3 separate regions of the Homo sapiens genome follow, and regions 2 and 3 are each linked to region 1. The links are chromatin contacts, found by Hi-C or POLR2A ChIA-PET in ENCODE. All regions are on one chromosome and are shown on one strand. The core of a region is the stretch at or near the end of the contact, and the rest is flanking DNA. Distances in the headings are between cores, read along the strand shown. Region 1 holds the start of ZFYVE16 (zinc finger FYVE-type containing 16). Region 2 has its middle 23 kb from the start of F2R. Region 3 holds the start of POC5 (POC5 centriolar protein).

Evidence for each region. Hi-C counts contacts between places; a loop is a spot of excess contacts on that map. ChIA-PET counts read pairs that join two places held with the same protein, here RNA polymerase II (POLR2A). Pooled maps may share reads with other maps.
Region 2: a loop to region 1 is called in a pooled map, with 9 times the contacts of the local background. The contact joins the enhancer-like site here to the promoter of ZFYVE16 in region 1. A Hi-C loop is called at or near these places in 1 of 50 pooled maps. POLR2A ChIA-PET finds 5 or more read pairs at or near these places in 2 of 52 experiments (GM12878 and endothelial cell of umbilical vein).
Region 3: a map of B cell shows a loop between it and region 1 (24-fold over the local background). The contact joins the promoter of POC5 here to the promoter of ZFYVE16 in region 1. A Hi-C loop is called at or near these places in 2 of 168 maps with a recorded cell type or tissue (B cell and naive thymus-derived CD4-positive, alpha-beta T cell) and 8 of 50 pooled maps.

Annotation. Positions count from the first base shown.
Region 1 is chr5:80,405,649-80,409,547 of GRCh38, reverse strand. ZFYVE16 (zinc finger FYVE-type containing 16) reads right to left here and starts at 1,484. Exons shown (of 19, transcript NM_001284236.3): 1 at 1,395-1,484. RefSeq lists a silencer at 884-1,003 and an enhancer at 724-1,522.
Region 2 is chr5:76,737,297-76,741,318 of GRCh38, reverse strand. No RefSeq gene overlaps it. Among named protein-coding and RNA genes, the nearest start is that of F2R, 23 kb to the right of the region's middle. RefSeq lists enhancers at 1,900-1,969, 2,070-2,399. Within about 2 kb of position 1,770, at least 15 of the 41 ENCODE cell types and tissues checked have a DNase peak (open chromatin) inside an H3K27ac peak, as active enhancers do; they include GM12878 and endothelial cell of umbilical vein, where a contact is called at or near this core.
Region 3 is chr5:75,715,800-75,719,864 of GRCh38, reverse strand. It overlaps POC5 (POC5 centriolar protein), which reads left to right and starts at 2,428. Exons shown (of 12, transcript NM_001099271.2): 1 at 2,428-2,559. LOC441087 (a long non-coding RNA gene) reads right to left here and starts at 2,433. Exons shown (of 3, transcript NR_149046.1): 1 at 2,281-2,433. RefSeq lists an enhancer at 2,723-3,032.

The sequences.
Region 1 (3,899 bases), core at 235-2,734:
TTTCACTAAAAAATTATTTAATACATGAGTCTGTGATTTTTAAATGAATAAAACATTTTCAATTTTCTGAGTTTTAATTTCCAAAATGGTAAATATACTGCAGCATTAGGAACCAAAAACTCTATTGGTCCTCAATAATTTTTAAGCGTAATTATCCCCAATCATAATGTTAAATGAACTGTAGCACTATTCTATCATGTAACATTATGATTGAGGATAATTAATGCGGATTTGGCTTTATCTGTAATATAACTGTTTCAAAAGATACTTTGCTCATGTATAATCAAGAAGTCATTTTTATGAAGCTTTTTAAAAACATGGGGAAATGCTTACAACGTAATTTAAATCAAGGAAAGCAGACAATCCAACGATATAAAATCTCATCTCAAGAAAATGCACAGGGGAAAAAAAGACTCAAAGGAAAAAAGTCAAAATATTATAAGTAATTGATTACTATTACATGGTGGAATTATGATTGATCATTTTTCCTTATTCTTTATTCTATTTTTTCAATTTTTGCCACTAAGCATGCGGTTTAATATCCAGGAGAGGAAAAAAAGGAAGAAATTAGGCGAAAAATTATATATAGTTCTACTGGATTAAACCATTAAACTCCCGCCAACTCAAGAGACGACAAGCTCAAGTGAATAAATGGAGGAATCTGATTGAATCAACAAAGTGCCTATTTTTTGAATTGAAAAGATTAACTTAATATCAAATGTATGGACTGGTTTTCATACAAGTCAAACTAATAAGAAAGAACATCCTTAGTCTGGAACATAATATTTGCAATCACGATAGTACAAATAAGAGTTAAAAATAAGGTCCTCTTTTGGAGTTCTCAAAAGTACCAAAGGAAAGGCAGCGGGAAAGACGGCCACTGCATCCTTCTGGTCTCTAACCAAGAGAAAATGCATGGGTGCGGGAATGGACAGTGCGAGAGCACCGGCGGCGATGAGACTCCTCTGCGGGGACCGAGCCTCTGCCACTCCTGAAGAACCACAGTCCCCTCCGCAGTCGCAGCCCCTCCCCAGGCGGGACGGCGGCGCCAGGGCGCTTCTCCCTCCGTCCGCTGGGGTCTCTCCCCCAGGAGCGCCGAACACTCCGGCGGCCCGGGAGCGGGGAACCGGGCAAACAGCCGCCGTGATTGCCCTCCCGGTCCAGTCCGGTCTGGCCCTTCAGGCTCCAGGAGGGGACATCAGATTGGAGGGCCAGGGTTCCCCGGCCAGCTCCGGGGGCTCGGAAAAGGAATCGGTCGGGGCCCAGGCTCTGTCCCCAGAGGAAGAGGGCCAGACCCAGCGCCCAGGTCGGCGGGTCCAGCGGTCACCCCGCCCCCCTGTGGGAACAGCAGGGCTGAGGGGAGGCCGAGACGACCGGTCACGGGGGGCTCTTACCTCCCTACAGCCCCTGCGGAGCTTTTTGGGAACTCGACACGACGTCGCGCTGAGGAGTGAAGAGCTACCCCGGCCGGGAGTCCTGGGAGTGCCAGATCCCGGCTCAGGGCTTCTTTCCCCGCCCCACCGGGCAGCGCAGAGAGCGCAGGCGCAGAGGACGCTTTCCTCTTCGGCTCACACGCCCCCTCCCTCGGCATCCGCGGCCGTCTCCAGGCCCGGGGCGCTTGCGCACTACGACGCAGGTTCCGAGCCAAGGGCACTAGATTTCTTACCGGAAGTGCCTGAGTGGGTTGTTGGGTGACGGGGACGCCTGATGATTCGACCTTAGGTCGGGACTCGGTTCTCCACTCGACTGCGGGATCGGGAGGCCACTCGCGTCAGTGTCTGACTTCCTTTACCCTTCGCTAACCTAGAGGCAGCTTCCCCGGCTCCAGCCTTAGCCCTTTGCTGAGCCTGCGCGGCGTTCCGGTCTCTACTGGACAGACCCGCCTTCCCGGCAGCGGGCTAGGCCTGCTCTCCGCGCTGCTGGCCCCTCGGAAAACATAACTTTTTGTTTACTTCAAACTGATTTTACAACACGCTGCCCCCCCGCCTCCCCCGCTTCCCCCGCTTCCCCTTCCTCCTCCCGGCAGCAATAAAAATGCTCCCAGCCAACGCCGAGCTCCAAGCCCCTCCAGCTGACTGGACATTCCCAGCCACACTTTCCTTCCCTTCGCTGCGTTAGTTCTGCATTTTTATTTTAAAGCAGCTGGTAGAACAGCTGTCTCCCTGTCTAAAAGCAAAAGCTGACTTATCTGATGTAGAAATAAAATGTCACTCACTTGATGTATATTTGCTTGTTGAGTTTTGCTATTTTTACCACAAGTTTCCTATAAATTTAAATGAGACCCGGCGCGGTGGCTCACGCCTGTCATCCCAGCACTTTGGGAGGCCGAGGCGGGAGGATCGCTTGAAGTCAAGAGTTCCAGACAGGCCTGGGCAACATAGCAAGACCCTGTCTCTACTAAAAATGAAAATGAAAAAATTAGCCAGGCGTGTTGGCGCGTGCCTGTAGTCCCAGCTACTGGCTGGGAGTCTGAAGTGGGAGGATCACTTAAGCCCAGGAGGTCAAGGCTGCAGTGAGCTCTGATGGCAACACTGCATTCCAGCCTGAGCAACAGAACCAGACCGTGTCTCTAAAAAAATAAAAAATAAAAACAAGGGAAGAGACATACATGTGGGATCAGATACAGACAGATACAGGGAAAAAGCAGTTCCTCAAAGGTTAAACAGCTCACAGTTCATACTGATCTTTCAAAAATCGCAAGAATTGGCCGGGCGCAGTGGCTCACGCCTGTAACCCCAGCACTTTGGGAGGCCGAGGCAGGCGGATCACCTGAAGTCAGGAGTTCGAGACCAATCTGGCCAACATGGTGAAACTCCGTCTCTACTAAAAATACAAAAATTAGCTGGGTGTGGTGGCGGGCGCCTGTAATCCCAGCTACTTGGGAGGCTGAGGCAGGACAATCAGGACCATTGAATGAACCCAGGAGGCAGAGGTCACAGTGAGCCAAGATCGAGCCACCACACTCCAGCCTGGGTGACAGAGCAAGGCTCCGTCTCAAAAAAGAAAAAAAAAAAATTGCAAGAATTATAATTTTTCGAGTATTCCAGCCACATGTGATTTGTGATGAAAGATTTGAGAATCAGGGTTCGCATCTTAAATCTGCAGTTTACAACTATAGTTCCTGATCTTTGAAAGATACTTAATCTTTAACCTTGGTTTTCCTAAACAACAAAATGAAATAGCCAAACTTTTGATTGCCTAAAGTAATGTGTGTATTGAGCATCTGCTTTGTGACAGTGTGTTAGATGCTTTGCTTACGTTATCTCATTTAATCCTAAGAATAATTCTACAAACTACAGTATGCCTTTTTCCTACTATGTGTTAGGCATTGTTCACAGATAAAATAAAATGGGGCCACTGCCCATGGGGAACCACAGTCTAGTAGCAGAGACTCACATATACAAATGCATACTGGGGACAGAAGTATTTATACGGTAAAGTGTGAGGGTAAAGAGAATAGAAAAAAGACACAAACACCTTAAATAGATCAATGGGGAAAGTATATACAATGGTCAGTTCACAAAATATGAAATTTAAATGCCTACTACACATTTTACCAATCAATATTCAAAGTCATTAATAATAAACAGAGACAAAAAAGAGGTTGTCTGGCATCTAATTACCCAATCTGTTTAAAATGTGAATAAACTCGATTGGTGACAGAAGAGTGAAGTGGACACTTATACCCTGGGAGGGATATAAATTGGGACAAAGATTTTGGAAAGTTATTTGTCAAATCATATCAAGAACCTTATGAGTGTTCACATGACCCAATTTGATCATTTCTCTTTTGGAAGTTATAAGAAGGTAGTCCAGAAGACGAAGATCTCTATGGAAAGATACTTAACCATAGTAAGTAAATTGATAAAAGTCGAAAATCCACCATTAAGAGAATGGTT
Region 2 (4,022 bases), core at 521-3,020, 3.7 Mb after region 1:
TTGAGAAATCACCACACTGCTTTCCACAATGGCTGAACTAATACTTTACATTCCCACCAGCAGTATATAAGCTAAGAAGCACTTTTCAAAAACAGTGGTATTGTTGATCTAAAAGGAAGAAGCTGAGTCAAAATTAATATAAGTAGAGAGTTTATTTGGGCCAAGCTTGAGGACTGCAACCCAGTGTATATTGAAGTGTATATTCAAGTTGTCCTGAATATACAATCTGATTAGCAGCAGTTGCATGTGAATGTTTATAAAGGAAAAGAGGCAGTTCCTAAGTTGTTTATCAAAATTTACATTAAAATAACATAAGCTGTTGATTGGATACACATTGTTCTTTGTATCACAGATTCCAGGAACATGAAGATAACAGGGAATGTAGCTAGTCAGGAACAAAATGCCTTTTTTTTTTTTGAGATGGAGTCTCTCTCCGTTGCCCAGGCTGGAGTGGCGCCATCTTGACTCACTGCAACCTCTACCTTCTGGCCTCCTGGGTTCAAACAATTCTCCTGCCTCAGCCCCCCGAGTAGCTGGGATTTCATGAGCATGCTGCCATGCCTGGCTAATTTTTGTATTTTTAGGAGTGTAGGGGTTCCACCATGTTGACCAGTCTGGTCTCAAACTCCTGACCTCAAGGGATCCTCTCGCCTCGGCCTCCCAAAGTGTTGGGATGACAGGCATGAGCTACCACACCACCAGGAACAAAATGACTTTAAATAATTGCCCACAGGCATGGGGGGTGGTGGGTAGGGGGAGGGTATGTGCCGGGGGTGTGACTGAAGTCCTCTACTCCCGTCTCTCTGGGCCTAATAAATTTTGCACACCTCACATAGCTCAGACTGCTGAGGGATTTTTCTTTTCTTAGTATCAACCCTGGTTTACACATCAGAATCTTCTGAGGAGCTTGAAAACAATATCAATGTCCAGGCCTCGCCCCCAGAGATTGGCACTGGAATTGTTTAGAAGCTCTCCAGTGATTCTATGCGCAACCAGAGTTGAGAACTGATTTAGTTTCTTTTCTTTTCTTTCTTTCTTTTCTTTTTTTTTTTTTTTTGAGACAGAGTCTCGTTCTGTTGCCCAGGCTGGAGTGCAGTGGTGCCATCTCGGCTCAGTGCAGCGTCTGCCTCCCGGGTTCCAGCAATTCTCCTGCCTCAGCCACCCGGGTAGCTGGATTACAGGCACGTGCCACCATGTCTGACTAATTTTTGTATTTTTAGTAGAGACAGGGTTTCACCATGTTGGCCAGCCTGGTCTCGAACTGCTGACCTCAGGTGATCCGCCCGCCTTGGCTTCCCAAAAAGCTAGGATTACAGGCATGAGCCACCAGGCCTGGCCAACTGATTTAGTTTCTAAAACTTGTTACAAGGCAGAGCTGATAAAATTCTAAATCTGAGGTCTTCAAATTTTGTGCTTCCTAACTAAACATTAAGTATTAGGATTAAATCCCAAAGCCAGTTAGCTTCTGGAGGATGGGAATATATTATTTGTCTTGTTTTTTTTAAAATATGTGTCAGCTAGTTTCAAGAGCAACTAGATATCCCAGGATAGGAAACAAAACAACAAAAATAGATATCAAATGATTATGGTTTTGCTCACGAATGCATCTCAGTATTGGACAGCCCACCCTTCGTGGTGTTTTCACTTCCTTGGATGGGTCGCATAGCAGCACACCAAAATGACCTGCAGATGTAGTCATTAAGATAGGCAAAACAGCCAGACTGGCCCTGCCACCATGCAGGCTACTATAGATGCAGCTTTCTTTTCTTTTTTTTTTTTTTGAGATGGAGTTTCGCTCTTGTCATCCAGGCTGGATGGCACAATCTCGGCTCACTGCAACCTCTGCCTCCTGGGTTCAAGCAATTCTCCTGCCTCAGCCTCCTGAGTAGCTGGGATTACAGGTGTGTGCCACCACATCTGGCTAATTTTTGTATTTTTAGTAGAGACAGGGTTTCACATGTTGGCCAGGCTGGTCTCAAACTCCCGACCTCAGGTGATCCACCCGCCTCGGCCTCACTAAAGTGCTGGGATTACAGCGGTGAGCCACCGTGCCCTGGCCAGATGCAGCTTTCAAAGCTCATCTCCTTACTGCTTATGAGTCATTTCCTGAAGTGATAAACACACAGCCTGCTGGGTTGAAACTGTACATGCTGTGTTATCTGAATTCTGAGATGCTACTGAATTTGACCTCTGGTTTTCCGTGTGTTTCCATAAGACTAGCATGCAATCAACAGTCCCCATGACAACAAACTTGGCGCTTGAGTTTCACTTTACAGGAATGCCACCATGGGTAGAATCTGCTGCTGTTCTGAATTGTCTCTTGGTCTTCTGGTCTGAAACTTTGCTCAGCAAGCACCTCTCTCTTTCCTTTACACAGCAGGTGGCTGAAAATCAGACCTCACACAGAGCTTCCTGTTCTGTGGACCACACCATACCTGATGACGTGAATCAGTATCTTTTCTTTTCTTTTTGTGACAGGGTCTCACTCTGTCACCCAGGCTGAAGTGTAGTGGCACCATCTTGGCTCATTGCAACCTCCGCCTCCCAGGCTCAAGCCATCCTCCCACCTTAGCCTCCCAAGTAGCTGGAACTACAGGCATGAGCCATCACGCTCGGCTAATTTTTGTATTTTTCGTAGAGACGGGGTTTTGCCATTTTGCCTAGGCTGGTCTCGAACTCCTGGGCTCAAACCATTCATCCGCCTTAGCCTTCCAAAGTGCTGGGATAATAGGCGTGAGCCACTGAGCCTGGATGTTGAATCAGTTTCTTGCTCCAAGACTTGGAACCCCTCAGCTCTGAAACAGCCAGAAACCCAGAGTGGTGCCTGCAGCTCTAAGCCAACTCTTTACCCCTGTTTGCTTTTATGCTTTTATAATAATTACCAGTTTATCTGTTTTCTTCAAGTCAATAAAGTTGGGACATCTTGGATAAGGGCAGTGGTTTTCAAACTTCTTTTGCTCAGAACACCTTAATACACTTAAAATTATTGAGGACCAGCAAAGAGCCTTTGTTTATGTGGGTTGCATCCATTGGTGTGCTGGAGTCAACTTGTACCTGCTCACAAGAATTCAATATTCAGGAAATTTGTCAAGCCAACTGTTAAACAGTTGGGAGCTTGAAACTGGAAAAGAAGGGAGTATTCACACCATCAAAATTGGCAAATGCTAGTTTGCCAGATCAGGCTTTTTTTCTTTTTGTGGAGATCCTGCTTAGCAGCACATCACTGACTTTTTTTCTTTTTCATTTTTTGAGACAGCCTTGCTCTGCTCTGTCGTCCAGGCTGGAGTGCAGTGATGCCATCTTGACTCACTGTAACCCTCGCCTCCCAGGCTCAAGTGATTCTCGTGCCTCAGCCTCCCAAGTAGCTGGGATTACAGATGTGCACCACCACACCCAGCTAAGTTTTTTATTTTTAGTAGAGATGGGGTTTACCTATGTTGCCCAGGCTGGTCTCGAACTCCTGGCCTCGTGATCCGCCTGGCTTGGCCTCCCAAAGTGTTGGTATTACAGGTGTGAGCTACTGCACCCTGCTGCCAATGATTTTATCTACTGATATTTTCCATATTAGACATTAAAATGGAGAACTTTTGAAAATATCTATTTCAGCTAAAAATGACAATAAGCCCATTACATGTTAAAATAAATACTATATTTTTCAAAATTTTTTCCCAAAACAATAATTTAAGGAGGAGAGTTGCATTGTTTTACATTTTTGCAATCTCTTTAATGACTGGTGTAATAGGAGACAGTCAGATTTTCGTCTCTGCTTCTGCATTCAATCTGTTGCACTTTCACATGTTGTGTAGCTTCTGGAAAACTCATCTGTCCACTTATGAGAGAAACAGACCAAAAAAGGCAAATAATATCTTGGTATTTGAAGAGAGTTTGACCTTGCAGATCTCCTGAGAGTCTCAGGAACTCTGAGAATAATTGCATTAGAGAATTTCTCCTCTCTTCTCACATTGCAGCTCACTTAACCACACCTCCTTCACAAAACACAATTAGGTTTATCCTGTGGTCAA
Region 3 (4,065 bases), core at 1,179-3,678, 4.7 Mb after region 1:
TTCAGATACAGAAACCGAAGTACAGAGAGGTTATGCAGCTTGCCCAGGTTCACACAGCTGTTATGTATTCATATGTGTGGTGGATTTGTTGGTTTGATATCGGTTTTTCCCATTAGACTCTTAGTTCCATGAGGGCAAACTGTGTTTTGCTCACCACTCTATCCCCAGCACCAACAAAAATTTGCTTTGCCTGTGACAGATGTTAAATATTTGTGTTGAATGAATAAATAATTATGAAGGGTTCAAGCTGGCAACCAAGTTATTATGGGTTTGTGGGGGCTTTAAATTCTCTCTCTCTCTCTTTCCCTCCCTCTCTAGGAACCTTGGGAAAAGATATCAGTTCTAAATTCATAACATCCAGACAAGGTTCTGTCTCTTTCTCTCTATAGTTTTACAGGAGAATGGGATTGTTTACTAAATGGTTTGCGATAAAAATCTCTCCTCCCCAAAAAGGAAGACAGAAAAGAGAAACTTGGAGCCTAGTGGCAGGAGGGCACCAGAAGAGTGATTCAGTATCAATTATAGTGTATGGGGTCACCAAAAGGCAATTCAATTAAAAAACAAATACTAGAACCAAGTATGAATTTGCAGCTATTAATAGGAACTTGTCCTCTATAATAAGCATGAAAAAAAAGGGGGAGAACAAACATAATTTATGCCAAAGAAACTTCTGGTGCTCTTCTTACTTGTTTGTGTAAGTAGAAGTCTGGTTCTGCCAACATAAAAGTAAGTGAGACCCAGGTTATGTCATTTCTATCTACAGAAAAAGAAACCTTATACTGGAGGTAACAGAAGGGAGCCTGAAAACTCACCCAGATCTCAGTATCTGTTCTTCAGATTGCAGAACCCCAGTCTGGGCTACTTAGGTACCTTTGCCATCTGGGTCCTCATACCTCTAGCCTATCTGTTGCCAATGTAAGTTGAAAGACTATATGTTTGTGTGTTCGGTGTTTTAGATATATTAATTCCTTTAATCTCCTACCACCTTAGTATGTGAGTAGTATTATCCAAGGTGACAGCGAGTAGATGGTAAAGCTAGATTATAATTATGATCTGATTCTAAGGCCAATACTTCACCAGAAGGCTCTATCTTGAAGTCTGACACGTTTGAGATTAGTTAAAACTAGACTACCAATTTTGGTTTTTTCTTTGTTTTTTGAGACAGAGTCTCACTATCACCCAGGCAGGAGTGCAGTGGCGATATCTTGGCTCACTGCAACCTCTGCCTCCTGGGTTTAAGGGATTCTCCTGCCTCAGCCTTCGGAGTAGCTGGGACTACAGGCGTAAGCCACCACACCCGGCTAATTTTTGTATTTTTAGTAGAGATGGGGTTTCACCATGTTGGCCAGCCTGGTCTCGAACTCCTGACCGCAGGTGATCCGCCTGCCTCGTCCTCCCAAAGTGTTGGGATTACAGGCGTGAGCCAACGCGCCCAGCCTAGACTAGCAATTTCTCAAAGGGTGGTCTGCAGACTCCTGCATCAGAATCACTGGCAGTGTGTGTTAAAAATTCAGATTTCCTGACGGTGTCCATGACCGAAGGAATCAACACCTTCGGCCGGGCGTGGTGGCTCACGCCTGTAATCCCAGCACTTTGGGAGGCCGAGGTGGGCGGAACACCTGAGGTCAGGAGTTCGAGACCAGCCTGGCCAACATGGTGAAACTCCATCTCTACTAAAAATACAAAAATTAGCCAGGCGTGGTGGCGGTCGTCTGTAATCCCAGCTACTCGGGAGGCTGAGGCAGGAGAATCCCTTGAACCTGGGAGGCGGAGGTTGCAGTGAGCCGAGATAGTGCCACTGCACACCAGCCTGGACGGCAGAGCAAGACTCCATCTCAAAAAAAAAAAAAGCACCTCCAAGTGATTCTGTTGCAGGGGATCTGTGGATGATGCAGATTTTTTTTTTGTTTTTAATTTTTTATAGAGAAAGGGTCTCCCTATGTTCCCCAGACTAGTCTCGAACTCCCGGGCTCAAGCGATCCTCCCACTTCGGCCTCCCAAAGTGCCGGGATTACTGGCATGAACCACCACACCTGGCCCAGAATTTCGGATTGTTCTTATGCAGACGAAAGCATTAGGACTCATATCTAGGTTACCGGAATTGTTGAAAGCCAACAGCACACGGCATTAGCCAACTTCAGCCCTGCTCAACAGCCTCTATCCAAATCAGCTCCCGGAGCCGCTTAGCAGCCTGCAGCCGCTGAACAGAACTGAGCACGCGCAATATTTAATCCCCACGGGCGCTGGGTGGGGCTCCCTAGGACCCCGCCCCCTACCAACCTGCGGAGCCAGGGGGCGGGGCTCTCCAAAGTAATTCCGGCTTCTCCCGGCAGCGGCCCAAATCCCCGCCCCCAGCTCTCGGACCAATCAAACGGCAGATTGCTGAAACAAAGGACCAATGCCCAGGGCGGTCCTTAATTCCTCCCTGCAGTTTGAAACTGTCAGGTTGCCGTCTAGGTAGCGGTTGTGCTTGCTGAGGCTGCACTTGCTGACACTGCAGCTGCGACGCGGCTAAGAGGCGCAGAGCGAGGAGTCGGGATTTGGTCGCGAGCGGCGACGGTGGGTAGCAGCGCTCCGGGCAGATCCTGCGTCCCTGCATCCCTGGCGAAAGTAGTGGAGGGAGATTTAAAGTTCCTTGGCGCGTGTTTCCTCCCCCTGGGCTCTTCCCCAGACCGCGAGTGATTCAGCTGTTGTGCCGGAAGGTCCCAAAGTTTCCCCTCCGAGGCGTGCAGGAAGAGGAAGTGAGCAGGAGTGAGGGATGCTGAGCGATTACTGTCATCAGAGGTTCCGGTCACTTAAAACGTTGAGAAAAAATAACCATGTATAAAGCTCTGTTGTGCTTAAGTAAGATTTTTCTTAAAACAGGCTGGGTCGGAAGGTGATGGAAGAAAACTTATGGCCTTTTGCTTACTGCAATGGCTTTTCTCCTCTGCTTCTAGTCCCTGCTTTGGGGAGGGGCTGGCGCGCCCCTTTCCTTGAGTGCAGCTAGGCCTGGTGAAAGGCACAGGCGACATCACCCTGCTGCTAGTTTGCATGTTAATTCGCTCTTCCTTTGCCTCTTGGGGGTTCCATTTGAATTCCCAGACCCCTGTTTTGCTGTCAGCCAGATAATTACCAAGATGTTATTTTATGTTTCTGGCAACAGAGAAGCACACAAAAGTTTTGATCTTGTTTTCTGATACCTTGGATTAGAGACTACTGAAAATGTAGTGAACTAATGTGCGTCCGCCACCCATTAAAGCAGTTTTCATTTTTCTCCTTTGTTTCTGAACCTAGAAACAGTAAGGAAAATGCTACTGTTCTAGAGTTTCAAATAACTCATACCTTGTTGACATAAAGCAGGGCAGATGGAAGATAGCATATTTTCCAAGAGTGCGGTGGGTTTTTTTGTGTCTGCAGTGTGTCCATATTAAGAAACAATTTTTGAGATCTGACCATACTTACTAGCTCATTTTTAAATAATCAGCACCCCCCCCCCCCCACCCCTGTTACCTGCCTGGTCTCAAATCCTGAAGGAAGAAGTGAATAAAAATATAAATGGACCAAGTTATCACAGTGGTAGATTTGAAGTCAGTGAAGCAGCCATTCCTTGCTGCAGATACATGCACTTATTTTATCCTCCCTAATTGGCTTAACTAAAGACAGTCATGCTGAGATTTAGTTTACTTAACATGTGTATGCACAGTGATACTCACTGGAAAAAGTTGAACTTTCCTTTCCACAATTTAGTTCCAGCCTGTGTTTCCATTCTATTTTTGCACTTTTCCCTGTATCTTCCTTTTCTATTTCAATTTCCTCATCTCTCATTTATTTTTCAGCCCACTGTGACTAAGACCTGTAATTGTTTTACTTTCCAGTGAAATTGTTCAAGCAAACGTCTCAGCAACCTCCTAATCTCCAAATTCTATCCAATCCTCATGGTTCTTTGGCATCTAATTCTATTTTCTTCTCAAAGTTGTGATATTGCTTCCATAGTTCTAATGTTCTGACTTCCTTTGCTGACTCCTCTTCTTTGCTGACTGTTCTTCTCTTGCCCTTTAGATGTTAGTGGTTCTGGCTTTAACC